Regions from separate parts of the Homo sapiens genome. Here region 1 is linked to region 2. Evidence: read pairs that join two places in POLR2A ChIA-PET (ENCODE). Cell type or tissue: PC-9. All regions are shown on one strand. Each heading gives the region's core, and the rest is flanking DNA. Links, peaks and the distances in the headings are about the cores only. Region 1 has its middle 22 kb from the start of MGA. Region 2 overlaps TYRO3 (TYRO3 protein tyrosine kinase).

Evidence for each region. Peaks named below come from ENCODE experiments on the same cell type or tissue, not always from the same donor. Only the 100,000 strongest peaks of a DNase experiment are listed, where the experiment ranks them.
Region 1: POLR2A ChIA-PET joins it to region 2 with 7 read pairs; 8 of 35 experiments call an interaction of 5 or more read pairs at or near these places.

What each region holds. Positions count from the first base shown.
Region 1 is chr15:41,630,451-41,645,727 of GRCh38, reverse strand. It overlaps a transcript of MGA not described here. Among named protein-coding and RNA genes, the nearest start is that of MGA, 22 kb to the left of the region's middle. In PC-9, for the core only: no CTCF peak of the experiment used is centred there; no DNase peak of the experiment used is centred there.
Region 2 is chr15:41,574,361-41,589,637 of GRCh38, reverse strand. TYRO3 (TYRO3 protein tyrosine kinase) reads right to left here. Exons shown (of 19, transcript NM_006293.4): 19 at 6,049-11,752. The coding sequence ends at 11,362. Among named protein-coding and RNA genes, the nearest start is that of TYRO3, 23 kb to the right of the region's middle. RefSeq lists a silencer at 4,060-4,169. In PC-9, for the core only: a CTCF peak has its summit at 8,379; DNase peaks (open chromatin) are centred at 5,617 and 8,297; H3K27ac peaks cover 379 bases.

The DNA of each region.
Region 1 (15,277 bases), core at 3,343-11,342, 57 kb before region 2:
ACTTGGTGCAAGTGAAAAGGGAATTTCTCCATTTCAAAATCTATCTACTTGTGCAATTGGGGAGGTTCCATCTAGCCTTAAATTTAAAGTGATTAATCTTCAACTAATGTTTTAAAAATCAAAGAATCCAACAATTTTTTTTTTCAGACAGAGTCTCACTCTGTAGCCCAGGCTGGAGTGCAGTGGCACAATCTCAGCTCACTGCAACCTCCACCTCCCAGGTTCAAGAGATTCTCCTTCCTCAGTCTCCCGAGTAACTGGGATTACAGGCACATGCCACGCCCAGCTAATTTTTGTATTTTTAGTAGAGACAGGGTTTCACCACATGGGCCAGGCTGGTCTGGAGCTCCGCCCAAGTGATCTGCCGGTCTCAGCCTCCCAAAGTGCTGGGATTACAGGCGTGAGCCACCGCACTCGGCCCTAACAGAATTCTTAAAATGCCTTCCAAGAGACTAACAGGCTCAATTAGAAACACATGCTTGTGAATTGATATGAGTAATTGGCAGGACCTGTCTGTGAAAAATGACATTTTCTAAGATTAAATACATAAAACCTCATACAGATAAATAATAACAGATGAACATTTGCAACTGATTTTAAGGCTAAGGAACATTTACTTTGAACTTCAATTAAACAAATTGTTATCCTCCCCAAAAAAAGAATTCCATTCTTCTCATCTGTAGACATGTATTACCAAAATGAAAAAGTACTAAACAATTACATTTTTTATTTTCATCAATACAAAATTTGTGGAAATTTGTTTTTTCTTTTAATATATGTACCTACATAATACCCTATTTTGCCTCTTGGCCCACAGTGCCTAAAATACTTACTATGTGGCCCTCTACAGAAAAAGTTTGCAAACACCTGGGTTAACGTATTATCTCCAACTGATTAGCTATACAACACTGGACATCAGTTAACTTTTCTAGGTCTTTCTTTCCACATTTATAAAATAAGGAGGACTGAAGACAACCTCTATGGTATATACTCCAACTTTAGTATTCCACAATTAATAATACACATTTCATATTCACTTTGAATGGTAATATTTTTTCTTTTCCTCTTTTTTTTGAGACAGAGTCCACCCAGGCTGGCTGGAGGGCAGTGGTACAGTCTCGGCTCACTGCAACCTCCTCCTCCCGGGTTTCAAGTGATTCTCATGTCTCAGCATTCCAAGTAGCTGGGATTACAGGTGCGTGATCACCATGCCTGGCTAATTTTTAGTATTTTTAGTAGAGACAGGGTTTCACCATGTTGACCAAGCTGGTCTCAAACTCCTGGACTCAAGTGATCCTCCAACCTCGGCCTCCCTAAGTGCTGGGATTACAGATGTGAGCCACCACACCCGGCCTTCTTTTTTTTTTTTTTTTTTTTTTTTGGTACAGATGGAGTCTTGCTACGTTGCCCAGGCTGGTCTCAAACTACTGACCTCAAGCAATCCTCCCACCTCAGCCTCCCAAAGTTCTGGGATTACATGTATGATCCATCCACTCACTGTACCTGGCCTGTATAGTAATATTTTGAATGAAATGTTAGGCCAGTTTTATATAAAGTATGAAGAAATGTCTTATTATGTAAAATATGAAGATGTACTTTATTAAATTCACAGAGGATGAAAAAATGGTACTGGGACAACTGGATACACATACAAAAGAATTATGTTGGTTCAGCAGAACATTGACTCAAAAAAATAAAAGAATTATGTTGAACCATTTACCTCACACCACATGCAAAAATGAACACAAACCAGATCAAAGATCTAAAAGTAAGTGCTGAAACTATAAAACTTTTATGGAAAAAAAATGAGAAAGAGTCACAACCTTGGATTTAGCAATGATTTCTTAAGTATGGCAAAAAGGCTGGGCATGATGGCTCATGCCTGTAATCCCAACACTTTGGGAGGCTGAGGCGGGCGGAGGCGACTTAGTGAGACTTCATCTCAGGGAAAAAAAAAAAAAAAAGTATGACACAAAAAGCACAGGTAATACACGATAAAAAAAGATCCTGGACTTCATCAAATTAAAACCTTTTGTATATTATTCACTATTAAGACAGTGAAAAGGCAATGTACAGAAAAGGAAAAAATATTTGCAAACCATATATCTGATAATGGACTAATATTTAGAATATAAAAAGAACTCCTACAACTCAACAACAAAAAAATCACTTTAAAAATGGGAGCCAGGGCCAGGCGCAGTGGCTCACCCCTGTAATCCCAGCACTTTGGGAGGTCGAGGCAGGCAGATCACAAGGTCAGGAAATCGAGACCATCCTGGCTAACACAGTGAAACCCCATCTCTACTAAAAATACAAAAAATTAGCCAGGCATGGTGGCACGTGCCTATAGTCCCAGCTACTCAGGAGGCTGAGACAGGAGAATCACATGAACCCGGGAGGCGGAGGTTGCAGTGAGCCAAGGTCACGCCACTGCACTACAGCCTGGGCCACAGCGTGAGACTCCGTCTCAAAAAATAAAAATAAAAAATAAAATAAAATAAAATAAATTAAAAAAAAAAAAAAGAGCCAGGCACCATGGCTCACACCTGTAATCCCAGCACTTTGAGAGGCCAAGGCAGGAAGATGGCTTGAGCTCAATTCAAGACCAACCCCAGCAACACAGCAAGACCCTGTTTCTAAAAAAAAAATAAAAAATAATTAGCTAAGTGTGGTGACACATGCCTATAATTGGAAGGCTGAGGTAAGAGATCACTTGAGCCTGGGAGGATGAGGCTACAGTGAGCCCTGACCATGCCACTGCACTGCAGCCTGGGCAACAGAGCAAAGACCCAGTCTCAAAAGAAAAAAAAAAAAAAAAGGCCAGGCATGGTGGCTCACGCCTGTAATCCCAGCACTTTGGGAGGCTGAGGCAAGCAGATCACCTGAGGTTAGAAGTTCGAGACCAGCCTGGCCAACACGGTGAAACCCCATCTCTACTAAAAATACAAAAAAATGGCCGGGTACAGTGGCTCATGCCTGTAATCCCAGCACTTTGGGAGGCTAAGGCAGGGGGAATCACAAGGTCAAGAGATCAAGACCATCCTGGTAAAACCCCGTCAATACTAAAAATACAAAAATTAGCTGGGTGAGGTGGCATGCGCCTGTAGCCCCAGCTACTTGGGAGGCTGAGACAGGAGAATCGCTTGAACCTGGGAGGCGGAGGTTGCAGTGAGCTGAGATCGCACCACTGCACTCCATCCTGGCAACAGAGGAAGACTCTGTCTAAAATAATAATAATAATAATAATAAAATTAGCTGGGAGTAGTGGCGGGCACCTGTAATCCCAGCTACTTGGGGGGCTGAGGCAGGAGAAAAGCTTGAACCCGGGAGGTGGAAGTTGCAGTGAGCCGAGATCACGCCATTGCACTCCAGCCTGGGCAACAAGAGCGAAACTTCGTTTCAAAAAAAAAAAAAAACACCACAAATTAAATTCAATTAAAATTAAAAATGGGCTAGGGACTTGAACAGACATTTCTCCATTGAAGATATACAAATGACTAATAAAAGCACATGAAATGATGCTCAATGTCATTAGTCATTAGGGAAATGCAAATCAAAACCAAATGAGATGCCATTTCACATCCACTAAGATGGCTATAATCAAAAAGACAATTAAGTGTTGGCTAGGCCCTGGCGCAGTGGCTCAAACCTGTAATCCCAGCACTTTCAGAGGTCAAGGCAGGAGGACTGCTTGAGCCCAGGAATTCAGCGGGAGACCAGTCTGGGCAACAAAGTGGGACTCTGTCTCTACAAAAAGCACAAAAATTAGCTAGGTGTGGTGGCGTGCACCTGTAGTCCCAGCTACTTGGGAGGCTGAGTCAGGAGGATTGCTTGAGCCCCAGAGGTCAAGACTACAGTAAGTTGTGACTGCACCACTGCACACCAGCCTGGGCAACAGAGTGAGACCAGTCTCAAAACAAAATAGAACAAAAAAAGTGTAGGCCGGACACGGTGGCTCATGCCTGTAATCCCAACACTTTGGGAGGCCAAAGCAGGCAGATCACGAGGTCAAGAGATCGAGACCATCCTGGCCAATATGGTGAAACCACGTCACTACTAAAAATACAAAAATTAGCTGGGCGTGGTGGCGCGCACCTATAGTCCCAGCTACTCGGGAGGCTGAGGCAGGAGAATTGCTTGAACCCAGGAAGCAGAGGTTGCAGTGAGCTAAGATTACGCCACTGCACTCCAGCCTGGCAACAGAGCAAGACTCCTTCTCAAAAAAAAAAAAAAAAAAAAAGTGTTAGGATGTAGAAAAATTGGAACTCTCATTTTCTGTTGGTGAAAATATAAAATAGTATAGGTACTCTGGAGAACACTGGCAGTTTCTCGAGAAGTTAAGCATGGAGATACCATATGACCCAATCATTCCACTATTACGTACATACCCAAGAAAAATAAAAACATAAGTTTATACAAAAAAAGTCCATTAATGGTCACAAAAGCATTATTCATAGTAGCCAAAAAATGAAAATAACCCAAATGTTCATCAACTGAAGAATGGATAAACAAAATGTGCTGTATCAACACAATGAAATATTATTCAGCCATAAAAATGAATTAAGTATGGATACATGCTACAACATGGATGAACTTTGAAAACATGCTAAAGAGTCTGATCACAAAGGACCTCATTTTGTATGATTCCATTTATATGAAATGTTCCAAAACAGATCAATCCATAGAGATAGAAAGTAGACTGATAGTCACCTAGGCCTGGGAAGACTGGGGGAGAAATAGGGAATGACTGCTAATGAGTATAGTGTTGCTTTCTGGGATGCTGAAATGTTCTAAAATTGTGGTGATGGATGCATTACTATGAATACACTAAAAACCACTGAATTATACACTTTAAATGGGTAAATTTTATAGTACATTAATTTTATCTCAAAACTTTAAAAACTAAGAGGAGGGCAGGCGCAGTGGCTCACGCCTATAATCCCAGCACTTTGGGAGGCCGAGGTGGGCAGATCGTGAGGTCAGGAGTTTGAGACCAGCCTAACTTACATGGCAAAACCCCGTCTCTACTAAAAATACAAAAATTAGCTGGATGTGGTGGCGTATGCCTGTAATCCCAGCTACTTGGGAGGCTGAGGCAGGAGAATCGCTTGAACCGGGAGGCAGACATTGCAGAGAGCCGAGATCGCACCATTGTATTCCAGCCTGGGCGACAGAGCGAGATTCCATCTCAAAAAAAAAAACTAAGAGGAAATACCTACAAATAAATGTTAGACGCTAATGTCACAAAACTAAGGTTCAAATGATGTACAATCTTACATCAACGATAAGAAACTGTATCGCTTCTCTAGGCTCAACAACTCCTTTGTAAATTCTCAGTAACTTTAAGGTTAGTGAGAACTCTAAGACAAACAATGAGCACCAAGTTGCACCTCAACTCCTTAGCTTAGCATATAAGGGCCTCAATACTCTGGACCCAGCTTTCCTTCTTCCTGCTGCTGTATACTCAACTACTCCTTATTTCCTAAATATGCTCCCCGGGTTTTTTTATCTGAACCTTTGCATTTATAATTACGCTGCTTTAGCATCTTCTCTCTGCCTTCGTAGTCCATAAATTCACCAGCATCATTCTCCCTAATCTCCTCCTATTGAAATCATCCTCATTCTTAAAGTCGAGTATTTTCATGAAGCCTGCCTTGATGCCCTTGCTGTGTAAACACTGGCCTTCCTCTAAACCACCAAAGGATACTGTCATTCTCCTTTGGTGCACAGTAATCTAGCTCTCATCATCCTTGACAGATTGGTCAGCACACTCAGAGTCATCTCTCAAGGCAAAAGCTCTACCAACAATGCCTTGCAGATTAAGGAACCTCTTATTTCACCTTCAACTCCTAACTCCACATAAAAACCACATGCTCCTGGGGCCAGGCACGGTGGCTCACGCCTGTAATCCCAGCACTTTGGGAGGCCAAGGCAGGCAGATCACGAGGTCAGGAGATCGAGACCATCCTGGCTAACACGGTGAAACCCCGTCTCTACTAACAATACAAAAAAAAAATTAGCTGGGCGTGGTGGCAGGTGCCTGTAGTCCCAGCTACTCTAGTGGCTGAGGCAGGGGAATGGTGTGAACCTAGGAGACGGTGCTTGCAGTGAGCCGAGATTGCGCCACTGCACTCCAGCCTGGACGACAGAGCGAGACTCCATCTAAAAAAATAAAAATAATAAAAATAAATTAATTAATTTAAAAAAAAAAAACTACATGCTCCTGACTCCTGTGCCGAGCTAATTAGATAGGGGGATCCAACAGACCTAAAGGTTCTATGAATTAACCATCAGCTTGTGAGGAAAGAGTGCTATGAGAGTTTAGTTAAATAGGAATGACAAACATTCTCTGACTTAAATGTAAAAATGTACTCTCTTATTCCCTCTCAACTGAATGGAAAGTGGGAGGAAAAGACTCACGGAGCTGGAATCAAGAATAGAAACTAAAACATTGCCAGAGAAGGGGCCATAAAATAGTAGAGCCACACAAGAGAAGAAACCATAAGACAAGGAAAAACACACAAAAGAAAAGGGTGAAGTCAGAAGTGGGATGGGACAAGAATAGTATAACAAGAGGGGAAAAAAAGAAGACATTATGATCCCCAACCAGGAAGAGAAGGACAAATTCTCATGCTGAAAGGGCTGAGATGTGAGATCACTTGAGACCTGGAGTTCAAGTCCAGCCTGGGCAACACAGTGAGACCCCCATCAAAAAAAGGTCAGGTGTGGTGGCTCACACCTGTAATCCTAGCACTTTGGGAGGCCAAGACAGGTGGATCACTTGATCCCAAGAGTGCAAGACCAGCCTGGGCAATAAGGCAAAACCCCATCTCTACCAAAAATACAACAACAAAAAATTAGCAGGCATGGTGGCGCAGGCATGGTGGCACGCGCCTGTAGTCTCAGCTAATAGGGAGGCTGAGGTAGGAGAATCACTCAAACTCAGGAGGCAGAGGTTGCAGTGAGCCAAGATCACACCACTGCACTCCAGCTTGGGCAAGAGAGAAAGACCCTGTCTCAAAAAAAAAAAAAAAAAAAAGAAAAAGAAAAGAAAGGCCAGGTAAAATAGCTCACACCTGTTATCCCAACACTTTGAGAGGCCAAGGTTGGAGGATAACTTAAGCCCAGGAGTTCAAGACAAGCAAGACCCCTGGGAAACATAGGAAGACCCCGTCTACAAAAAAAACTTTAAAAATTAACTGAGTGTGGTGGTACATGCCTGTGGTCCCAGCTACTCAGAAGGCTAAGGCAGGAGGATCTCCTGAGCCCAGGAGTTAGAGGCTGCAGTGAGATATGATCATGACACTGCACTCCAGCCTGGGTGACAGAGCAAGATTGTCTCAAAAAAAAAAAAATTCTAGCATATTTTAAAATTAAAAATTAACCCATATCTGGCCAGGCACATGCCCATAATCCCAGCACTTTGGGAGGCCGAGACAGGCGGATCACCTGAAGTCAGGAGTTCGAGACCAGCCTGACCAACATGACGAAACCCCGTCTCTACTGAAAATACAAAAATTAGCCGGGCATGGCAGCGCACACCTATAGTTCCAGCTATTCAGGAGACTGAGGCAAGAGAATTGCTTGAACCCAGGAGGCGGAGGTTGCAATGAGCCGAGATCTCACCACTGCACTCCAGCCTGGGCGACAGAGCAAGACTGTGTCCCAAAAAAAAAAAAAAAAAAAAAAAAAAAAGCTGGGCACAGTAGTGGCTCACGTCTGTAATCCCAGTACTTTGGGAGGCCGAGGCGGTGGACCACCTGAGTTCGAGACCAGCCTGGCCAACGAAACCCCGTCTCTACTAAAAATACAAAAATTAGCCAGATGGGGTGGCAGGCACCTGTAATCCCAGCTACTCAGAAGGCTGAGGCAGGAGAATCTCTTGAAGCCGGGAGGCGGAGGTCGCAGTGAGCAGAGATCACGCCATTGCACTCCAGCCTGAGCAACAGAACAAGACTCTGCCTCAAAAAAAAAAAAATTGTAACCCATATCCCAGTATCCTAACAGATATTCATTTCTGGTTCCTTCTAGCATATATCCACAAGCCATTCAATTTTAAACTGATAATCACTCTATTCTAAAATGAACCCTGTCACCACATTCCCCTCAACCTGGGGGAACTTTATAGCCCCTCTATAAGCATCACAGGAGTCGTTGGACACAATCGGCTTTTCACCACATTCCTTCTGGGAGCCTTTACCTAACAAGTGATTTCAACTCTGCTTATTCAACCCCTCACCCAGAATACAGTCTTTGTTGCCTTTGACGCTAACTTTATAAAAAGGATTTACCACCTCTATGAGATCAAGTAATATACTATTTGAATCTTTAAACCAGTTTCAGTACCAAAACAACTTGCAAAGTCCAGACAATTAAGTCAATCAATAACTTCCAACATTCCCTCTGATCTCTATAATCCCAGGTCACCAAAGACAAAGGCAATATGATACGAACCATGACCTATCTTCCTAATCTGTAGGTCCTCAACCCTGGTTCTTTCCACACTGTCACTGCCCAAATCTTTCCACTATGCCCAAAACAATACTCACTCTTATCATACCAAATCTCAGGCTTCCTCAATCTTTCTGAACAATGGTCCTTCCACTTATTTACCTTGACTTAACCCTGGCTGTCCTCCTTCAAGTATTTTCTCACATTTCTCTCTTTACTACGACCTTTACCACCCCCGCCCCCAGAGCAAGATATGATTGTCATTCTCTTGCCTTTCTATCAAAGTTTCCAGATCATGATCATCTCCCTTTACGGTGTCACCTTTGAGATACACAGTTGTCTCATTATTTATGGGGACTGGTTCCAGGACACCCTTGCAGATACCAAAATCCATGGATGCTCAAATCCCTGATATAAAACACCACAGGCCAGGTGTGGTGGCTCACGCTTGTAATCCCGGCACTTTGGGAGGCTGAGGTAGGTGGATTTCCTGAGGTCAGGAGTTTGACACCAGCCTGGCCAAAATGGTGAAACCCCATCTCTACTAAAAATACAAAAATTAGGCTGGGTATGGTGGCTCAGGCCTGTAATCCCAGCACTTTGGGAGGTTGAGGAGGACAGGTCACTTGAGGTCGGGAGTTCAAGACCACTGTGGCTAACACGGTGAAACCCTGTCTCTACTAAAAACACACACAAAAAATAAGCCAGAAATCACTTCAACCCAGGAGGTGGAGGTTGCAGTGAGCCGAGATCCCGCCACTGTACTCCAGCCTGGGCAACAGAGCAAGGCTCCATCTCAAAAAAAAAAAAAAAAAAATTAGCCAAGCATGGTGGCAGGCACCTGTAATCCCAGCTACTGGGGAGGCTGAGGCAGAAGAAACGCTTGAACCTGGGGGGCGGGGGTTGCAGTGAGTCGAGACTGTGCCACTGCACTCCAGCCTGGGCAACAGAGCGAGACTCCATCTCAAAAAAAATAAAATAAAATAAAATAAAAAATTTAGTCTGGCATGGTCAAGAGGTTGAGATGGGAGAATTGCTTGGGCCCAGGAGTTGGAGGCTACAGTGAGCTTCAATCACCCCACTGCACTCCAGCCTGGGTGACAGAGTGAAACCCTGTCTATAAAAAAAAATTAAACTCAAGTAGTAGATGAGGTATTTGCAGGAAAATAAAATAATAAAGTATAGTATAGTAAATGCATACTCCAGTAACACAGCTTATTATGAACTATGTAATATATGTATATCCACTATATATTATGTACTGTATGTTATTGCAGTATCATCTAGTACTGAATTTTATAAAGTTTTAATTATTATATACTATATGTAATTGTACCTGCTATATTTTTATACAACTGGCAGCACAGGTTTGTTTACACCAGTATCACTATAAACAAGAGTAAATGCATTGTGCCACAACGTTAAAACAGCTACCCTATCACTATGCAACAGAAATTTTTCAGCTCCATTAACCTTATGGGACCACCACAGTATATGCAGTCCATCATTGACCAAAATATCATTATGTGGCACATGAATGTATTTGTAGCTGGGATTTAGTCTTAATGTAGTCCTTCTTTTTTCTGAGACACCCACTCTGTTACCCAGGCTGGAGTGCAGTGACAGGATCATGGCTCCCTGCAGCCTTGACCTTCCAGGCTCAGGCAATCCACTCACCTCAGCCTCCCACGTACCTGGGCCCACAGGCACATGCCATCGTACTCAGCTAATTTTTTAAAATTTTTTATAGGAGGGGGGGGGTCTCACTATGTTGCCTGGGCTGGTCTCAAACTCCCACCTTGGCCTCCCAAAGTGCTGGGATTACTGGCGTGAGCCACCGCGCCCAGCCTTATTTTGTGTGTGTGTGTGTTTGTGTTTGGTGTTTGTCTAGTGTCTCATCTCCGCACTTTAATTTCAACTCTTATTTACTTATTTATTTATTTGAGACAGAGTCTTTCTCTGTTGCCCAGGCTGGAGTGCAGTGGTAGGACCTCGACTCACTGTGACCTCCACCTCCTGGGTTCAGGCAATTCTCGTGCCTCAGCCTCCTGAATACCTGGGACTACAGGTGCACGCCACCACACCCGGCCAATTTTTGTATTTTTAGTAGAGATGGGGTTTTGCCATGTTGGCCAGGATGGTCTCGAACTCCTGACCTTAAGTGATCCAACTGCCTCAGCCTCCCTAGGTGCTGGGATTACACACGTGAGCCACCACACCCAGCCAATTTCCACTCTTAATTATAAACTTCAGCCCTGATTACCTCACCTCTGAACTATGTCATCCTAATAATCTCCTAAGTGTTCTTACTTCAAACTATTCTCATCACCACTGCAAAATCAAATATTTTTCCAAGTACTATTTTTTCATTAACACTCTCCTGCTCAAAAACCTTCAAGGGACAAGATAAAAATACCTGCTCCTTAGCCTGAAGCTCGAGGTCTCAATGGTGGGACCATAACCCTCCCTCCCTCTCTTTAACTTCATGGTCTATCATACTCAAACAAAACCTCATTCTAACCAAACGCTCCCTGAACATACATTATATGCATTTACCATCATTTGGCCTTAGCTCACAATACTCATCCCTCTATCTCACCAAACAATCTTCATACCCAGCAACTCCTCTAAATCACCATTTCTCCTGCAAATAAAGTTCTACCTCAGTAAGGGGAAGGAAAGGGGAAGGATGTCTCCTGAGGAAACAACATGAGCAAAGGCACAGAAGATAAAACATGTATATGATATTCAAACATACATACACACACACATACATAAACATACACAAATATTTAGTGTCCCATGACTGAGCACAGAGGCATAATGAGATGACAGGAGATAAAGCCATTCAGCAGGAAGATTAAGAGTCATGTGACCCTATGCAAATCATTTAACCTCTCTGGGCTTTAGTTTCCTCATTTGCAAAATGAAATAACAGTGTCCATGGCATAGGGTTGTGGCAGTTTATTCATTCACTCAGCAAACATTATTAAGCACTTACTTTGTGCTTGCTAGGTACTACAAAAACAGCAGCAAACAGGACAAAAATCCCTGTCCTCATGGTACTCGAATTTTAGTAGGGGAAACATCAAACAAGGAAAATAAATAAATACATGATGTAATATGGTGTGTTATATACTGTGATGCTACAGAAAAAAATAAAGCAGGGAAGAGAGATGGGGAAGAAATCAAAATAGGAACCAAGGCATTCAAATCAAAATCTGAATTGAGGGAACAAGCTATGCAGTATTCCAGACAGAGGAAACCAGAAATGAAAGGGTATATGCCCAGCATGAACAAGGAAAAGCAAGGAGATGAAGAAGCTGGAGCAGAGATTAAGGAAGGGAGTGTTAAGAGATAAGGTCAGAGAAGTAAGAGGGGAGCAGCTCACATACAACCTTAAAGGCCGTTGTAAGGATTTTAGCTTTTATTTTGCCAGAAATAGGAAGTCACTGTAAGGTTTTGAGCAGAGGAACGATATGACTGGACTTTAACAGCATCAGCATCTCCAATCTGACAGCTTCTCTCTGCTGCCATATTAAGAATATATCACAGGCCGGGCACAGTGGCTCACACCTGTAATCCCAGCACTTTGGGAAGCCAAGGTGGGTGGATCACTTGATTTCAGGAGTTCCAGACCAGCCTGGGCAACATGGCAAAAACCCGTCTCTACTAAAAATACAGAAATTAGCCAAGTATTGTGGCTCAATCTCAATTCAGATTTTGATTTCTTCCCCATCTCTCTTCCCTGCTTTATTTTTTTCTGTAACATCACAGTTACATTGGTCCCAGCTACTAGGGAGGCAGAGGTGGGAGGATCACTTGAGCCCAGGAGGCAGAGGTTGCAGTGAACCAAGACTGCACCACTGCACTCCAGCCTGGGCAACAGAGCAAGACTCTGTCTCAAAAAAAAAAAAAAAAATACCATAGGAGGGCAATGTCAGGAAGAGACTACTTAGGCGATTAAATAATGATCCTTAACACAATGCCTGGCATATAGTAATCTTCCCTTAACAGGTGGCTACCAGGCTGGGCGTGGTGGCTCACACCTGTAATCCTAGCACTTTGGGAGGCCAAGGCAGGGGGGATCACAAGGTCAGGAGATCAAGACCATCCTGGCTAACGCAGTGAAACCCCGTCTCTACTAAAAATACAAAATTAGCCAGGCGTGGTGGCACGCGCCTGTAGTCTCAGCTACTCGGGAGGCTGAGGCAGAAGAATCGCTTGAACCCGGGAGGCAGAGGTTGCAGTGAGCTGAGATCATGTCATTGCACTCCAGCCTGGGCGACAGAGCGAGACTCCGTCTCAAAAAAAAAAAAAAAATTACATGAAATTCAAATTTCAGTGTCTATATATAAAGTTTCCTGAAACACAGCCATTTCATTTGTTTGTGTATTATTGTCTGTGGCTGCTTTTGTGCTGTTATCTAGCAAATGGGCTCTCTGCCCATTATGCATTGAAGCCAATACTATGGCACCAGCTTTTTTTTTTTTCCCTATCTCCTACAGGAAGGAGACCTCCTACAGGTAGGAGGCACCAGCTTTTGAGAAAAGAAACGCTTTATTGCAAGGCAGACTAGTGAGGAAACAGGAGGCCCAGCTCAAATCTATCTCCCTGATTTGGAGTCTGGGACAAGTTTTAAGAGGTTGGAGGGCAAGGGAAAAGACCTGGAAATGTTGGCTTGCCAAGGTCTGATTGGAGGGCTTCAAACTTAACCATTTCGGTAAGGTATGCTGAGGCAAATTTTAGCCCTGGATCTTTACGGCCAATGGACCCGCTGCTTCTGAAAAGGTTCCAGCATTCAAGTTCTGGTCATGTCCCAGACTTCTTGGTTCTGCTGGGGGAGGAGAGGAGGGATGTTGGTTCTGGGTGCTGTTAAAGATCAAAGCTTTTTCTATTGTGCATGCCCAGGCTACATGACTTGCAATCTTGGCTCTTTTATATCTACAAAGTAACCTGACATTCTGTTATCAACAGAGTAGACACTCTCTGGGCTGGTCCTGCAGTTTACTACCACAACAGAATTGAGTAGTACTTAAAAGAAACGCTAAGGTCCATACATTAAAATATTTACTATCTAGTCCTCTACAGAAAACATTTGCCAACCCCTCATCTAGAGGCCTGAAAGTAGTACACACATGTATCATGGATAAAACAAGTTGCGTATGAGGGAGACATATGACGTGAGATAAACTATGAGGTAGTGAGCTTTATGTGTCAAGCTAAGTAAGGAGTCTGAACTTGTCTCAACTTGATTCCATTTACTATGCAAAGCCACTAAAGAATTTTATTGAGAGTAATATGATCAGATAAACCTATGTAAAGACAATTATCTTTTTTCTAAATGTATCTGAGCTAAAAAAACAACACTTGCCATTTAAAAAAAAAGAAACATAGAAGCATATCAACACGCTAACAGTGATAGCTGGCATATTAGAAATTATTATTTGTGCTTATGTATTTATCTTCTCAAAAAAAAGCCACTTTTATAATTCAAATATGAAAATACATACTTTTTTTTCTGTTCAGTTGGTTGCCTTTAATGAAAATACATACTTTTAAATTCAGATTCATATACACACACAAAATTTGTTCTCCAGGTTCTCTTTCTCCCCCTCCACCCCTTTAAGTGGAAAGACAAAGTATGCGGAGGAGGAACCTACACATAGCAAAAAAAAGAAAGTGTGCCTCTGTCACACTTGTAAAGGATAAATGACATTCTACCATTTCAAATTATGTATTTTATTTTTTATTTTTCATTTCTATGTTTTCATAGAGACAGGGTCTCGCTATGTTGCCCAGGTTGGTCTCGAACTCCTAGCCTCAAGCAATCCTCCTTCCTTGGCTTCCCAAAGTGCTGGGATTACAGGTGTGGGCCTATGTACTTTCTTTATAGACATGAAATGAAAAAATGCTTGGATGCAACATTGTGACAGAGAACTCTTCTTATATATGGCTTTTATCATATCAAACAAAGAGCTAAATCAATATCTTATTGAAACTAGAAACGTTAAAGGATAAGAGAAAATGCAGAACTTCAAGTCAAATTAAAATGTTGAAAACTGATATAAGACTGCATATAACCCTGAGAATATAATTATGGGCTTAAGAAATGCAGTCCCTGATTTATACTACAGTACTTTGCACTTACGGATATATTGCTTGTTAAGATTAAATTCCTTCCTATGTTTCAGTTCCTCAATTAAATTGTCAAGGCCTCATGTGCAAAGAATGCCTTTTATTTCTTTTGTGTGTCCCCCACACTGTACCTCATACAATACCCATATATGGCAAGTACTCAATACATGCTTATGATTGAATGACAAAATAATCAACCCTACTTTGGACTCACAGGCTGAAAAATCTTCACACCTACAATTCACACCAGTAAGCCTCCTTCTATCCAACAATTTAAAGGACATTCCTGGGGTGAGTACTGCTGATTCTACTGGATTTATTACATTAGGTTCCATCTCCAGCAAAGAGCTCAAAGTACACGTGTACTGTTAAAATAGAATTCCCGACTACTGAGAAGCTGGGTGGAAAAGTGGGCAAGTGAAGGAAAAATCTATTATAATAGCCTGCCTCCAAAGAATAAGCATTATTCAGCCCTAGAGAATAAAACATTCCTAATATGTCTCTGAACTAAGACTTCTAACTGACATTTCACTAAACTTTGTACTGGCTAAATTATGCCACAATGAATATCACTAAAACCAACAACTTGACATAATAAAAAGATCCTAAAAATCTCAGCTAATGATCCATATGATCGTGTATTGTAAGATTTAGTTTTTAATTACTTACTCTTTGGCCAAAGCAAAAC
Region 2 (15,277 bases), core at 4,616-12,615:
GTTTCTCTCTTTCAGTGGAAGAAAAAATGGGGATTACAGTAGGAGGAGGCAGGTAGGGAGTTAAGTGAAAAATATGCATTTCAGAAGACACAGCAGCCTGCTTGGCTACCTGATCTGCTAGGTTATTTCCTCAACTTTCAAAAGAAAGGTTTTTCTGGTGTCCGGGAACACGGACAATAGCTATTTCTTCTGGCAACTGAAGATTATTCAATACTTGGGTGATCAGCTCCTTGTGAACAAGGTCTTGACCTTTACTACTAATGAGACCTCTTTCAGTCCAAATTTTCCCAAACATATGGGCCACTACACAGGCATACTTGGAATCTGTATAGATGGTTCCTTCCTGGTTCTGTAAGTACTTTAAGGCTTGGCTGAGTGCAAATAGCTCACATGTTTGAGCAGACCAATTGTTGGCAATTTTCCAGATTCTATTTCTATGAGAATTTCTCCATCAATCACTGAATACCCATTGTGTCTTTTTCCCTCAATCACCCCGGAGGAACTGTCTATGAATAAGTGCCGTCCAGTCCGGAAGGGGGTTTCTCCTAGGTCTGGTCGAACCTTTGTATGGTAATCAATTAAATCTAAACATGTGTGTTCCCTCCATAGATTTGGATTCCCTGTTAGGAAACCTGCTGGGTTGAGTGAATTATCAGAGGTCAATGTTAAATCATCCTTTTCTAACAGAACGGCCTCATACTTCAAGATTCTCGAGTCGGTAAGCCATCTCCCTGCTCTCTGGTTTAAGATAGTTCTAACTTGGTGAGGCGTGCTTACCGTCAATTTTCCTCCAAAGGTTAACTTCCTGCTTTCCTCGACCAGTATTGCCGCAGCCCCGATGGACTGGATGCATTGAGGCCATCCACAAGTGACTGGGTCCAACACCTTTGATAGGAAGGCTACGGGCTGCCGGCGGCCTCTGTGTTCTTGAGTCAGCACTCCTAAAACTACCGCACTGTCCACATTAACAAAAAGGTGGAATGGCTTTTCTAGGGAGGGTAAGGCAGTTATGAGCCTTTCCTTCAGCTTCTAGACTTGATCAGCTTCCTCAGAAGTCCACAGGAGATGGTTCGGCTTCTCCTGGGCAAGTTTTTAATATAACAGTTTACTGTGCAGTGCATGAGTCAATCCATAAGCGGCAGTATCTGACTAACCCTAAAAATTTCCTGAGTTCTTATTTAGTTTGAGGCAAGGGTAGGGACACCATTCCCTCGATTCATTCAGGCCCTATTCTTCGCTTGTCTGCACTTATTAAGTGGCCTAAATATTTAACTTCGGGCTCTACATACTGAAGCTTTCTTTTTGAGACTCATAGCCCCTCAAACTGCAGATAGCTAAGAATATGTGTAGAGAAGTCAGTTACCTTCTCTATATCTTCACCAGATATAAGAATGTCGTCTACGTACTGAAGAAGGCATATTTGTTCTAGTATGACAACTTTTTCTAGTACCTGTTCTAAAATTTGGCCAAAAAGATTAGGAGAGTCTATGAACCGTCGGAGCAAGACCGTCCATCTCGATATTGCTGTTTCCGCCCTGAGTGGCGATCCTCCCATTCAAAAGCAAATATATTTCGGCTATCTTCAGCCAGGGGACATGCCCAAAAAGCATCCTTCAAATCTATTATGGTAAACCATTGATGATTACATGGAATTTTGCTAAGAACCGTGTAAGCATTGGGGACAATGGGGTTGGTAGTCTGGACTATTTGGTTGATAGCTCTAAGGTCCTGTAGTAGCTGGTATGACCCATCTGATTTCTTGACTGGCAGTATTGGGGTGTTATAAGGGGACATACAGGGCTCGAGAAGCCCATCCTTAATAAGGTCTTTGATTATAGGTTTCAACCCTATCCTACCTTCTAGGGGAATAGGGATTGCTTCCTTCTTACTACTTCTCCTGGGGTTTTTAGCTTGATGTGGATCGGAGGGACTTGGAATTTCCCTCGGTTTCCTTTTTTGGACCAGACATTAGGATTAATATATTTTTCATCGGCAGTGGTGAGTAGATTTAATGAGGTGAGGAATCCTCTTGGGCTGACTTGTAGACCTATGCCCAACTTTAACATTAAATCCCTCCCCAGTAAATTAGTTCCTGCTTAGGGGATTAACAAGAACTGAATATAAGCTGAGCGATCAAAATTTATCAATTTATCAAAAAGGTTGTGATAAGTTGGTTCTGTCTAGGCAGGAGGCAAGGTGAACACCTTGGGCGGTTACATTACTGGAAAGGAGTCCCAGTCCAGATCCCAAGAGAGGGTTCCTGGATCTTGCAAAAGAGAATTCAGAGCGAGATCATAAAGTGAAAACAAGTTTATAAGGAAAGTAAAGGAATAAAAGAATGGCTACTCCATAGACAAAACAGCCCCAAGGGCTTCTGGTTGCCCATTTTTATGGTTAGTTCTTGATGATATGCTAAACACGGGGTGGATTATTCATGCCTCTCCTTTTTAGACCATATAGGGTAACTTCTGATGTTGCCATAGCATTTGTAAGCTGTCATGGTGCTGGTGGGAGTGTAGCAGTGAGGACGACCAGAGGTCACTCTCATCGCCATCTTGGTTTTGGTGGGTTTTAGCCGGTTTTTTTACTGCAACTTGTTTTATCAACAAGGTCTGGCCGGCGCAGTGGCTCATGCCTATAATCCCAGCACTTTGGGAGGCTGAGGCCGGAGGATCACCTGACGTCAGGGGTTCAAGACCAGCCTGGCCAACATGGTAAAACCCTGCCTCTACAAAAATACAAAAATTAGCCGGGCCTGATGGTGGATGCCTGTAATCCCAGCTACTCGGGAAGCTGAGGCGGGAGAATCTCTTGAACCCAGGAAGCAGAGGTTGCAGTGAGCCGAGATTGCGCCACTGCACTCCAGTCTGGGCAACTGAGTGACAGAGTGAGACTCCATCTCAAAAACAAACAAACAAAAAACAAGGTATTTATGACCTGTATCTCGTGCTGACCTCCTATCTCATCCTGTGATTAAGAATGCCTTAACTTACTGGGAATGCAGCCCAGCAGGTCTTACCTTTTTTTTTTTTTTTTTTTTTTTTTTTTAAGACAGAGTCTCCCTCTGTCACCCAGGCTGGAGTTCAGTGGCATGATTTCAGCTCACTACAACCTCCACCTTCCAGGTTCAAGAGATTCTCCTGCCTCAGCTTCCCGACTAGCTGGGACTACAGGCGTTCACCACCATGCCTGGCTAATTTTTGTATTTTTAGTAGAGACGGGGTTTCACCATATTGGCCAGGCTGGTCTTGAACTCTTGACCTCAGGTGATCCGCCCGCCTCGGCCTCCCAAAGTGCTGGGAGACCGAGACACAAGAATCGCTTGAACCAGGGAGGTGGAGGTTGCAGTGAGCCGACAGCCACTGCACTCTAGCCTGGGCGACAGAGCGAGACTCTGTCTCAAAAAAAAAGAAAAGAAAAGAAAAGAAATTTTAAATAGTTTAAGGATCACATGTATTGTTTTCATCCACGTTATATGTTGTTATATACATTTCATTTTAATAAAGGGTTATTTCTGTCAACCTTAAAAAATATATTGAGGGAAAGTTTGTTTGTTGAATGGTAATGATTACCAAACATTCTGTGGTTTTTGGCTTTAGGGATTCCCTCGGACTCTTCATCTTCGTTTTGCCCCGTAGGCATTTGCTGACTTTGTTGGCATGTGGCATCCCACAGCTCCCAGCCCCACCACTAGGGCCTTTTCCACTTCGGCCACGTGGCCCCACCCACCTAGCTCTCATCTCCCTTCCAGGGCGCTTACTGTCTGTAGAGCGTCTTAGCTTTCTTCTCTGTTTTTCCTTAGTTTTCTTGACAAACAGGCAACGCTTTCGTCGTTTCCAAGAGCGTGAGCCCCTAGGGCGTAAAAACGGGAGGCTCACGGTTCTTTGCTATTACTCTGGGCCAAGTCAATACTTGTGGAATTAACTTTTACCACCAGAGGAGGCAAACTCAAAGACAGCTTTAACGAAAGAAGCGCGGGCATTCCGCGACGATGGAGTGTTCTCGGGCACCCTTGGGAGGATGGATCCCGTAGACCCGGAGCTGCCGGGCTCCCGCTCCGTGCGCGTCTGTCCCCGTCCCTGCAGGGGCCCCGCGCCCACGGGCCGCCACCGCCTGCGCCCGCCGCGCTCCTCCCCGCGGCCTGCAGGGCGCCGGCTCTGTCCGCAGCTGGGGCCCTTCTGCGCCGCGGACAAAGGCGCTGGTGTCCCGCCGGCCAGGCCAAGCCTTTCCCTGCCCGCCGCCGAGCGGCCTCGGCCAAGCCCCGGCGGGGCAAACCGGCTCGTGACCGCGCGTGTGACGCCCGCGTGTGGCCCCGCTCTCGAGTGGGCCGCAGAGGTGAGGATTCGTCCCGCGGGCCCAGCCCGCCTAGCGCGAGCCTCTCTGGCCGGAGCCCGTGGGTAGAAATGCCTGGGGCACAGCTGCGTATCCCACCAGGTGCTTCTGGGCTCGCTCGAGCTAAGTCCAGGCACAGCCTTCTGATTTGGGGCTTGTGGGGTTTTAGAGGACCAAATGTAAAATTATTTTCTGCCTTTTAATGATCCAGAGGCTTCCCCAACCTGTCTGTGGCTTAGGGAGGGCCCAAAAGGCTTCTCTCCTTTGCTCTTGCTCTACCCTGGGGAAAAACTGAGGAATTTGGAGAAAAGGGGAGGAGTGTTCTCTAAGATTTACTGAACTTTGGCCAATTGTCAGGAACTCTTCTAGGCCCTTAGATACTTTTAGTTAATTCTAAAAAGGTCTCGTGAAGTAAATATTACCAGTGTTTTCCCCTGTGCGCCCTAGGCACGCACTCAATACTCTCACCAACCACCAAATCGCCAGTTATAAATTTTACTAGACCCCTCCTTTCCCTTACCCCCACACCCAATTAATGAATATTCATTGAGTGCCTACGAAGTGCGAAAGCGCTGAGGATACCATAATAAAAAAGACAGGTCCCTGTGTGCACACAACTTATATGGAGAGGAAAGGGAAGGGGGAGAGATAATTTTTTTTTCTTTTTTTTTTTATGGAGTCTCGCTCTGCAGGCCAGGCTGGAGTGCAGCGGCTCAGTCTCAGCTCACCGCAAGCTTCCCCTCCCGGGTTCACGCAATTCTCCTGTCTCAGCCTCCCCAGTAGCTGGGATTACAGGCGCCTGCCACCACGCCCGGCTAATTTTTTGTATTTTTAGTAGAGACGGGGTTTCACTGTGTTAGCCGGGATGGTCTCAATCTCCTGACCTCGTGATCCGCCCGCCTCGGCCTCCCAAAGTGCTGGGATTACAGGCGTGAGCCACCGCGCCAGGCCTTTTTTTTTTTTTTTTTTTTGTGAGACAGAGTCTTGCTCTGTCACCCAGGCTGGAGTGCAGTGGCACAATCTCAGCTCCCTGCAACCTCCGCCTCCCAGGTTCAAGCGATTCTCCTGTCTCAGCCTCCAGAGTAGCTGGGATTACAGGCGCATGACACCATGTCCGACTAATTTTGTATTTTTAGTTGAGATGGGGTTTCACCATGTTGGTCAGGCTGGTTTTGAACTCCTGACCTCAAGTGATCCACCCACCTCGGCCTCTCGAGATAATTATAATTACAAAACAGGAAGGAGAACCCTGAAGACAAATTCCACAGGTGTTGGGGGCAGCGGCTTCATAACCAAAGGAGTGCTGACCTGGTCTTCGTCAGGAAGGTTTGCACAGCTGTTGCAATACTCTGGGTGAGAGAGGAGGCCTCAGGATGCTGATAGCTGGGGAGGGACCCATGCAAAAGCAATAGGAGAGTGGAGTTAACAGGACTTAGAGACAGAAAAGTCTATCCAGACTACTCCCCGCTATCCTCTGGTCCTCAAAACCTCTCAGCTACCCCTACCTTCCCACTCTGGGGCAGTGGAAAGATGGAGGAATTACGTAGATCCCTGGGTTTTCATCCCAATTGTGCCCCTCACCCCTTGCTTTGTGACACCATGAACAAATCATTCTTCTCTAAAGCCTTGGGAGACCTGTATTCCTTTCATGCCATGCCTTGACATAGTGTTCCTCAGACCTTGGGAGAACGTTGCAAAAAAAATGTACCACGAACATATAGGAAAACATTATACATTTATAGTAATTCAATTAGTGTAGCAGTGACACTGGCACATGTAATTGGGATGAACAGTCTAGCAACCAAAATAGATATGGGAGTTTAGATAGATCAATGAGGCTATATAGAGAAATGGAGACAGATTATTCAAGAAATTCTGGCTGGGTGTGGTGGCTCACACCTGTAATCTCCGCACTTTGAGAGGCCAAGGTGGGCAGATCGCTTCAGCCCAGAGTTCAAGACCAGCCTGGGCAACAAAGCAAGACTCCATCTCTACAACACTTAAAAACTGGGCCGGGCGCGGTGGCTGAAGCCTGTAATCCCAGCACTTTGGGAGGCTGAGGCGGGCAGATCACGAGGTCAGGAGATCGAGACCATCCTGGCTAACATGGTGAAACCCTGTCTCTACTAAAAATACAAAAAATTAGCATGTTGTGGTGGCACGTGCCTGTAGTCCCAGCTAATTGGGAGTGTGAGGCAGGAGGAGACTCGCTTGAACTGAGAGGCGGAGGTTGCAGTGAGCCGAGATCACACCACTGCACTCCAGCCTGGGCGACAGAGCAAGGCTCTGTATTAAAAAAAAAAAAAAACACTTAAAAATTTGCCAGGTGCAGTGGCGTGTGCCTGTGGTCCCAGCTATTCAGGACGCTGAGGTGGGAGAATCAGTTTACTATCACTTTACTCCAGCCCAGGCAGAAACAGAGCAAGACCCTGTATCAAAAAAAAGAAAAAAAAAAGAAATGTGCATAAAATATAGATTGTTCAATAAATGGTGGTATTGGGACAATAAAAAGTATCTGGGAAAAATAACTTTGAATCTCTGTATCACTTCTTATTCAACAATAAATTTGAGATAAATCAACATGAAATACTGAAAAATAAACTATATTATTATTATTTTCTTTTTTGAGATGGAGTCTCACTCTTGTCCAGGCTGGAGTGCCATGGCACAATCTCGTCTCACAGCAACTTCCACCTCCCAGGTTCAAGCAATTCTCCTACCTCAGCCTCCCAAGTAGCTGGGATTACAGGCACCCACCAGCACGCCCAGCTAATTTTTTTTTTTTCCGAGATGGAGTCTCACTCTCTCACCCAAGCTGGAATGTAGTGGCTCACTGCAACCTCCCCCTCCCAGGTTCAAGTGATTCTCCTGCCTCAGCCTCCCGAGTAGCTAGGATTACACGTGCCTGCCACCATACCTGGCTAATTTTGTGTATTTTTAGTAAAGACAGGGTTTAGTAAAGACAGGGTTTCACCCTGTTAGCCAGGCTGGTCTCAAACTCCTGACCTTGTGATCCGCCCGCCTCGGCCTCCCAAAGCGCTGGGATTACGGGTGTGAGCCACCATGCCCGGCCATTCTTGCCTCTTTGAGACTCACTTTTCAAAACTGCTGTTGTTAGATGATCCTTATAAACATGTTGCTGAGGGAAAGAAGCCAAACGCAAAGTAATCAAATCTACATGACTCCATTTATATACTTTTAAAAGGAGCTTCACTGATCCATGGTGTTAAGAGGTCAGGATAGAGGTTACCTATGGGGAGTAGGGAGGAGGCAGAGATTGAGGCAGGTCCCAAGGGTTGCTTCTGGGTTGCTGTTAATGCTGTTTCTTAATCTGGATGCTGGTTCTTTGGATCTGTTTGTGAAAATCCTTTTTGATCCAGAGTCTCTCTCTTTTTTTTTTTGAGACAGAAAATCCCAAAGCGCTGGGATTATAGGCGTGAGCCACCATGCCTGGCCTCTTTTTTTTTTTTTTTTTTTTGAGATGGAGTCTCGCTCTGTCACCCAGGCTGGAGTGCACTGGTGCCATCTCAGTTCACTGCAACCTCCGCCTCCAGGGTTCAAGTGATTCTCCTGCCTTAGCCTCCCAAGTAGCTGGGATTACAGGTGCCTGCCACCACTCCTGGCTAGTTTTTGTATTTTTTAGTAGAGATGGGGTTTCACCATGTTGGCCAGGCTGGTCTTGAACCCCTGACCTCAGGTGATCCACCCGCCTCAGCCTCACAAAGTGCTGGGATTACAGGCATCAGCCACCGCCCCCAACCGATAGTGAAGGTCTTTTCAATCAATAATTCCCAGATGTTATCTCACAGGTAATCACTACCTGCAGTGAAAGCTAATCACAGCAGGAAAGATTCTGAAAGCTACTTGCCTGGAAGTTTTTCAGGTTTCATGATCTACATGGGAACCAGAATTTGGAGTACCAGCAACAGGTTTTTCAGGATATTTGCTTTCAGAAGCAGCCACCCTATTCCCCTGCCCTCAGCCAGAAGCAGCACAATACCTGTGGGCCCTCCCAGTCTCCCCACACTCCTCACTAGCACATGTGTGGTTCCTGCGCCTCCTGCTGCATCTCCCATGAACTTGCTCTAAAAGCTTTTTTGTTGTTTTGTTTTGTTTCTGAGACAGTCTTAATCTGTCACCCAGGCCGAAGTTTAGTGGCAAGATCTCAGCTTACTGCAACCTCCTCCTCCCAGGTTTAAGTGATTCTCATGCCTCAGTCACCCAGTAGCTGAGATGACAAACCTGCGCCACCAAGCCTGGCTAAACTTTTTTGAATTTTTAGTTGAGATGGGGTTTCATGTTGCCCAGGCTGGTCTCGAACTCCCGGCCTGAAGTGATCCACCCGCCTCAGCCTCCCAAAGTGCTGGGATTACAAGCTGGGTATGGTGTCTCACCCCTGTTATCACAGCACTTTGGGAGGCTAAGGCAGGCAGATCACTTGAAATCAGGAGTTCGAGACCAGCCTGGCCAACATGGCGAAACCCTGTCTCTACAAAAAAATACAAAAAATAGCCGGACACAGTGGCTCGTGCCTGTAGTCCCAACTACTCGGGAAGCCAAGACAAGAGACTTGATTAAACCTGGGAGACAGAGGTTACAGTGAGCCGAGATCACACCACTGCACTCTAGCCTGGGCGACAGAGAGAGACTCGAGACTCCGTCTCAAAAAAAAAAAAAAATACACGCCACTGTGCCCAGCTGAATATTTGCATTTTCAAAAGATCAATGGTGATTATCTCTAGGTGGTGGGAGTATAGGTAACTGGCACCTTTTATTATTTTTTGCATTTTTATTTTTATTTTATTTTTGAGATGGAGTCTCGCCTGTCACCTAGGCTGCCGGGATCTCGACTCACTGCAACCTCCGCCTCCTGAGTTCAAGCAATTCTCCTGCCTCAGTGTCCTGAGTAGCTGGGATTACAGACACGCGCCACCATGCCCAGCTAATTTTTGTATTTTTAGTAAAGACGGGGTGTCACCATGTTGGTCAGACTAGTCTTGAACTTCTGACCTCGTGATCCACACACCCAGGTCTCCCAAAGTGCTGGGATTACAGGCGTGAGCCACTGCGCCCAGCCGATTTTTTGCATTTTTCTAACTGCCCACGGTGACTCTGTATTATCTTCAGTATAATAAGATTCATTGGGATCCTGTATCTAATTACAAAAGCATTTTGTGCTCAATGCAGAAAACTTGGAAAGCACAAAGAAGAACGTCCCCTTAACCCCATCATTTAAAGGTAACAGCTGTTGCCAGGTGCGGTGGCTCACGCCTGTAATCCCAACACTTTGGGAGGCTGAGGCAGGCGGATCACGAGGTCAGGAGATTGAGATCATCCTGGCTAATACGGTGAAACCCTATCTCTACTAAAAATACAAAAAATTAGCCGGGCGTGGTGGCAGGCACCTGTAGTCCCAGCTACTCGGGAGGCTGAGGCAGGAGAATGGCGTGAACCTGGGAGGCAGAGCTTGCAGTGAGCTCAGATCGCGCAATTGCACTCCAGCCTGGGCGACAGAGTGAGACTCGGTCTCAAAAAAAAAAAAAAAAAGATAACAGCTGTTAACATTTTGGCATATGTCTTTCCAGACTTTTCTCTCTATAAAAATCTTTCATCTTTGTGATCTCAAAAAAAGTAAACATTTAAGAGACAAAGCTGGGGCCAGGTGTGGTGGCTCAGGACTGTAATCCCAGCACTTTGGGAGGCCAAGGCAGGCAGATCACTTGAGGTCATGAGTTCAAGACCACCCTGGCCAACATGGCGAAACCACATCTCTACTAAAAATACAAAAATTACCTGGGCATGGTAGTGAGCCCCTGTAATCCCAGCTACTCTGGTGACTGAGGCACAAGAATCGCTTGAACCCAGGAGGCAGAGGTTGCAGTGAACCAAGATCACACCATGCACTCCAGCCTGGGCAACACAGTGAGACTGTCTCAAAAAAAAAGAAAAAAAAAAAGAGACAAAACCTTAGGTCTTTAGTCTTCAATTTTATTTCTATTTTAAACAGCAACTAACAGCTTGGAAATGTCCCTAACAGCTAGGACCCGCCCCATGCATTCCAGAGGCTCCCCCACCAAGGCTGGGGTCCAGGTTCCAGGAATTCCCCCTCATCAGGCCTGATTTCTCTCTGGAGACTTGGGACAGAAGAGGCTGTCCAGTTAGAGGGGAAGTTGGCACTAAAGGTCACCGTTTAGAAGGGTTGGGCTCAGACACAGCTGCCTTTGTTAGTCTTAGGATATTTTGAGATTTGGTAGCGTGCTCAGATTGTGGGTATGGAGAAGGGTTCCTGAACTCCTCTCCGGCCTCACTTGCTCCTGGGCAAGCCTCACAGCACCCCTTCCTCTTGCTGGCTCGGCACGCTGCCTTTGGAAGAGGGGCACCTGATAGGCTGGGTACTCCAGCATGCCTTTGTGTGACCCGGTCAGCTGCAGGGAAGCATGCTCCCCTCAACTTCTCCTGGCGTAGGCAGGGTGCGGAATCAGAAAGATGGTGAAGATTCAGACCTGAGATACCAACCCCTTACCAACCCTCACCTAAAAGGGAATATTACAAGGACATCTCTTTGTGACTTGGAGGGGCACACCTGGATATTTAAACCCCAAGTGTGGTAATAGCTGGGCCACCAGGCTGGAGGCAGCTCAATGCATGCACTTAAGCAGCAGGGGCAGCTCAGCAGGAGGGTAGGGCCCACAGAGCTGGACCTGCCCTCCCCACACTGCCATCCACACCCATGGTAACCATGGAAACATAACCACCCCACTCCTGCCAGCTGCCTGGGTTCAGACAACCAGGACTGGCCCACTTCCATCAAGCCAAGGCCTAAACTGATGCCAGGCTGGCCACAGAGTGGTTGCAGGAAGAACTGGGATTGGGTGATTTGGTCAGTCCGGGCTTCCCAGCACAGCTTGGGAGGACTACCACAGGAGCCTCCACACCTTGCTGTCTGGGCTGGGGTCAGACGGGGCTTAGTCAGCCAGCTCAGTGGCCACCAGAGCCGGCCAAATGGCCCCGATGCCCTCTGCCTGTGGGCTAACAGCTACTGTGTGGCAGTAGCCCTTGCTGCAGCAGCAAAAGCCTCTGTGTCTCATTGAGGGGACTCTCTGGCTGGTGCTCTGCCTGCCCTGGCTGCTCAGCCAGCCCTCCGGGGGTGAGTATGTACCGACAGTCACTGGGAGTGCCACCCACTGCCCCCATGCCACTGCCATCCCCAGCCCCACTGTAGGGCTGATCCCTGCCAGGTAGCTCCAGGCTGCCTCCCGCAGTGGGCTCCTCAGCTCTCTCGATGTTGATGTATAAGGGGTCCTGGCTGGCAGATAGCACAGACAGCTGGCCCAAGATGTTCTCCAGTTCCATTCGCAGACAAGTAAAGCTCGGGCGCTGCTTGGGGTCAGCACTCCAGCACTGGTACATGAGATCATACCTGGGGTGGAGAGAAGCGTGAGAAAAGGCAGGAGCCCTTCCCTCAAAAGCAGGGGCCCCTTCATCATATGGCACTAGGGTTTTAAAAAATTTTATTCCCTGGTGGGGCACAGCGGCTCGCATCTGTAATCTCAACACTTTGGGAGGCCGAAGGGGGGTATTATTTGAGCCCAGGAGTTCGAGACCAGCCTGGGCAATATGGCAAAACCCTGTCTCTATAATAATACAAAAATTAGCCAGGCTTGGTAGACACGCCTGTAGTCCCAGCTACTCGGAAGGCTGAGGTGGGATCACCTTGGGAGGCCAAGGCAGGCAGATCACCTGAGGTCAGGAGTTCGAGACCAGCCTGACCAACATGGAGAAACCCCATCTCTACTAAAAATACAAAAAAAAATTAGCCCAGCATGGTGGCACATTCCTGTAATCCCAGCTACTTGGGAGGCTGAGGCAGGAGAATCGCTTGAACCCAGGAGGTGGAGGTTGCGGTGAGCCGAGATTGCACAATTGAACTCCAGCCTGGGCAACAAGAGTGAAATTCCATCTCAAAATAAATAAACAAACAAATAAATTAATTAAATTAAATAAATAAAAAATATATTTGTAGAGACAGGGTCTTGCTATGTTGCTCAGGCTGGTCTCAAACTCCTGGCCTCTAGTGATCCTCCCACCACAGCTTCCTGAGTAGCTGGGATTACAGGCACATCCTAGCTTATTATTTCTCACAACAACCCTATGAAAGCAATGATCAAATAGAAATCATTTCCACATTTACAAATGTGGAAACATGCACAAAGAGGTTAAGAACCGTGACTAAAGTCACACACGTGGAAAGTGACAGAGCTGTGATTTGAAGCGAGGGGGTTGACTCCGAAGTCCCTCCTGTGCTGAGTGGGCAGTACCTACTCAGTAATTCCTCACCGTGCAGCCGGACACAGTGGTATGCACCTGTAGTCCCAGCTACTCAGGAGGCTGAGGCTAAAAGATCCTTTGACCCCAGGAGTTCGAGACTAGTCTGGACAACATAGCGAGACCATGTCTCTATTAAAAAAAAAAATTAATAAGCAAGGTATGGTGGTAAGTACCTGTAATCCCAGCTACTAGGGAGGCTGGGCAGAAGATCTCTTGAACCCAGGGGTTTGATGCTACAGTGAGCTGTGATTGCATTACTGCACTCCAGCCTGGCTGTCAGAGCGAGGCCCTTTCTCTTTTTTTTTTTTAAAAAAAAAAAAAAAAAAAAAAAAGGAAACCTACTGAATCAGGCCAGGTGCAGTAGCTCATGCCTGTAATCCCAGCACTTTGGGAGGCCGAAGCAGGTGGATCACTTGAGGTCAGGAGTTCGAGTCCAGCCTGGCCAACATGATGAAACCCCGTGTCTACTAAAAAATACAAAAATTGGTTGGGCAAGGTGGCACACACCTGTCATCCCAGCCCTTTGGGAGGCCAAGGTGGGCAGATCACCTGAGGTCGGGAGTTTGAGACCAGCCTGATCAACATGGAGAAACCCCGTCTCTACTAAAAATACAAAATTAGCTGGGCAGGGTGGTGCATGCCTGTAATCCCAGCTACTCAGGAGACTGAGGCACGAGAATCGCTTGAATCCAGGAGGTGGAAGTTGTGGTGAGCCAAGATTGTGCCATTGCACTCCAGCCTGGGCGACAAGAGCAAAACTCCATTTCAAAAAAAAGAAAAAGTCCTCACTATTCATATATAACTTTTGAGTATCTGGAAAAAGCTTCCAGCTCTCCTGCCAACAGGAATTAATTTTTTTTTTTTTTTTTTTTTGAGATGGAGTTTTGCTCTTGTTGCCCAGGCTGGAGTGCAATGGTGTGATCTCGGGTCACCAGAACCTCTGCCTCCCGGGTTCAAGTGATTCTCCTGCCTCAGCTTCCCAAGTAGCTGGCATTACAGGCATGCGCCACCACGCCCAGCTAATTTTGTATTTTTAATAGAGGCGGGGTTTCTCTATGTTGGTCAGGCTGGTCTGGAACTCCCGACCTCAGGAGATCCGCCTCCCAAAGCGCTGGGATTACGGGCGTGAGCCACCGTCCCCTGCCAGGAATGCTTTTTTACATACAATTTCAGGAACCTTATAAATTCCCTGAAGCCTATCACTCAGGATGCCCAAGGAATGCCTCAGGCTCAGGTGGAAAAATAACAAACCAAAAACCTAATGGAAAGACGCTGAGACCAAGTCCAATGAATGCAAATGCCTGACTCTCTTGCCTATGCCCATGACAAGAGCCCCAAGCACTGCCTCACACACCAGCACACCCCCAGCAGGGGCCACCAGTAATGGCAGTAATCATGCCAGACACTGAACAGGTCGTGGGAATGGGAATGGTCTGGGGCCGTGGGTACATGGCCAGACTGGGACACGTCCTCAAGGCTGTGCTAGGAGCCAACTGGCGCCTGTCCACCAGGCTGCCTGGGTGAGGCCAGTGCCTGCCCACTCTCCATTGACAGCACCAGCTCCAGCTGGGGAGGAGGCTGCGCTGGGGTCTGGTCCCCACTGCCCTTCAGAGCTTCTACAGCGCCAGATTAGAACTGAAGCAGGCTGCAGCCACAGGGAGATGTGAGCTTCCTGCCCCTTGCCATGCCCTGAGCTCTGCTGAATGAACAGGAGGGCCAGGGCCTGGCTTGTCTACTCAAGATTTCCCTCTCAGGTGTAGGTGAGTTACCCACAGCCCAGGCTCAGGGCACTTCAAACCCACTGTCCAAGGGAAGGACCCCACCATCAGGCTGAGCCTTCCTGTGCCTGTCCATGACCTCGGCCCTCTGGAAGTCCAATCCCAGAGCAAGAAATGGAGCAGATTCTTTCTCTGGTCACAGTGGCTCCCACTCCCCCTGGGGCTCATGAAAGGTCCTCTGGGCTGGGCGTGGTGGCTCACACCTGTAATCCCAGCATTTTGGGAGGCCAAGGCAGATGGATCCCTTGAGCCCAGGAGCGCAAGACCAGCTTGACAAATATGGCGGAGCCCTGTCTCTACAAAAATACAAAAATTAGCCGAGTGTGGTGGCACGTGCCTGTAGTCCCAGCTACTTGGAAGGCTGGGGAGGGAGGATCACTTGAGCCCAGGAGGTTGAGGCTGCAGTAAGCAGAGATCACGCCACTGCACTCCAGCCTGGGTGACAAAGCGAGACCCTGTCTCAAAAAACAAAACAAAAAATACTCACAAAAGGTTGTCTGAAGGCCTAGGGAGCCCTTGGCTTGGATGGAGTGGGAGTGTAAGACTAGAACAGACAAATCACAGTTGTTGTCATAAAGAGTTAAGAGTATATATTCTAAAACTACAGGGATCTAGGTTCAAATTCCAACTTATTCACTTACTAGCTCTGTGACGTTGGCCATGTTACTTAATCTCTCTAATCCTATTTTCTCATCTACAAAGTGGGGATAAATAATAGTCTTTTCCTCATAAGGTCAGAGGAAGATTACCTGAAAGAATGCCTAAATGCCCAGCTAATGTCAGTGACACTTCCCATTATCTTGTCACAGGGTCTGTTATCACTGTAGCAAAGTGGGTGG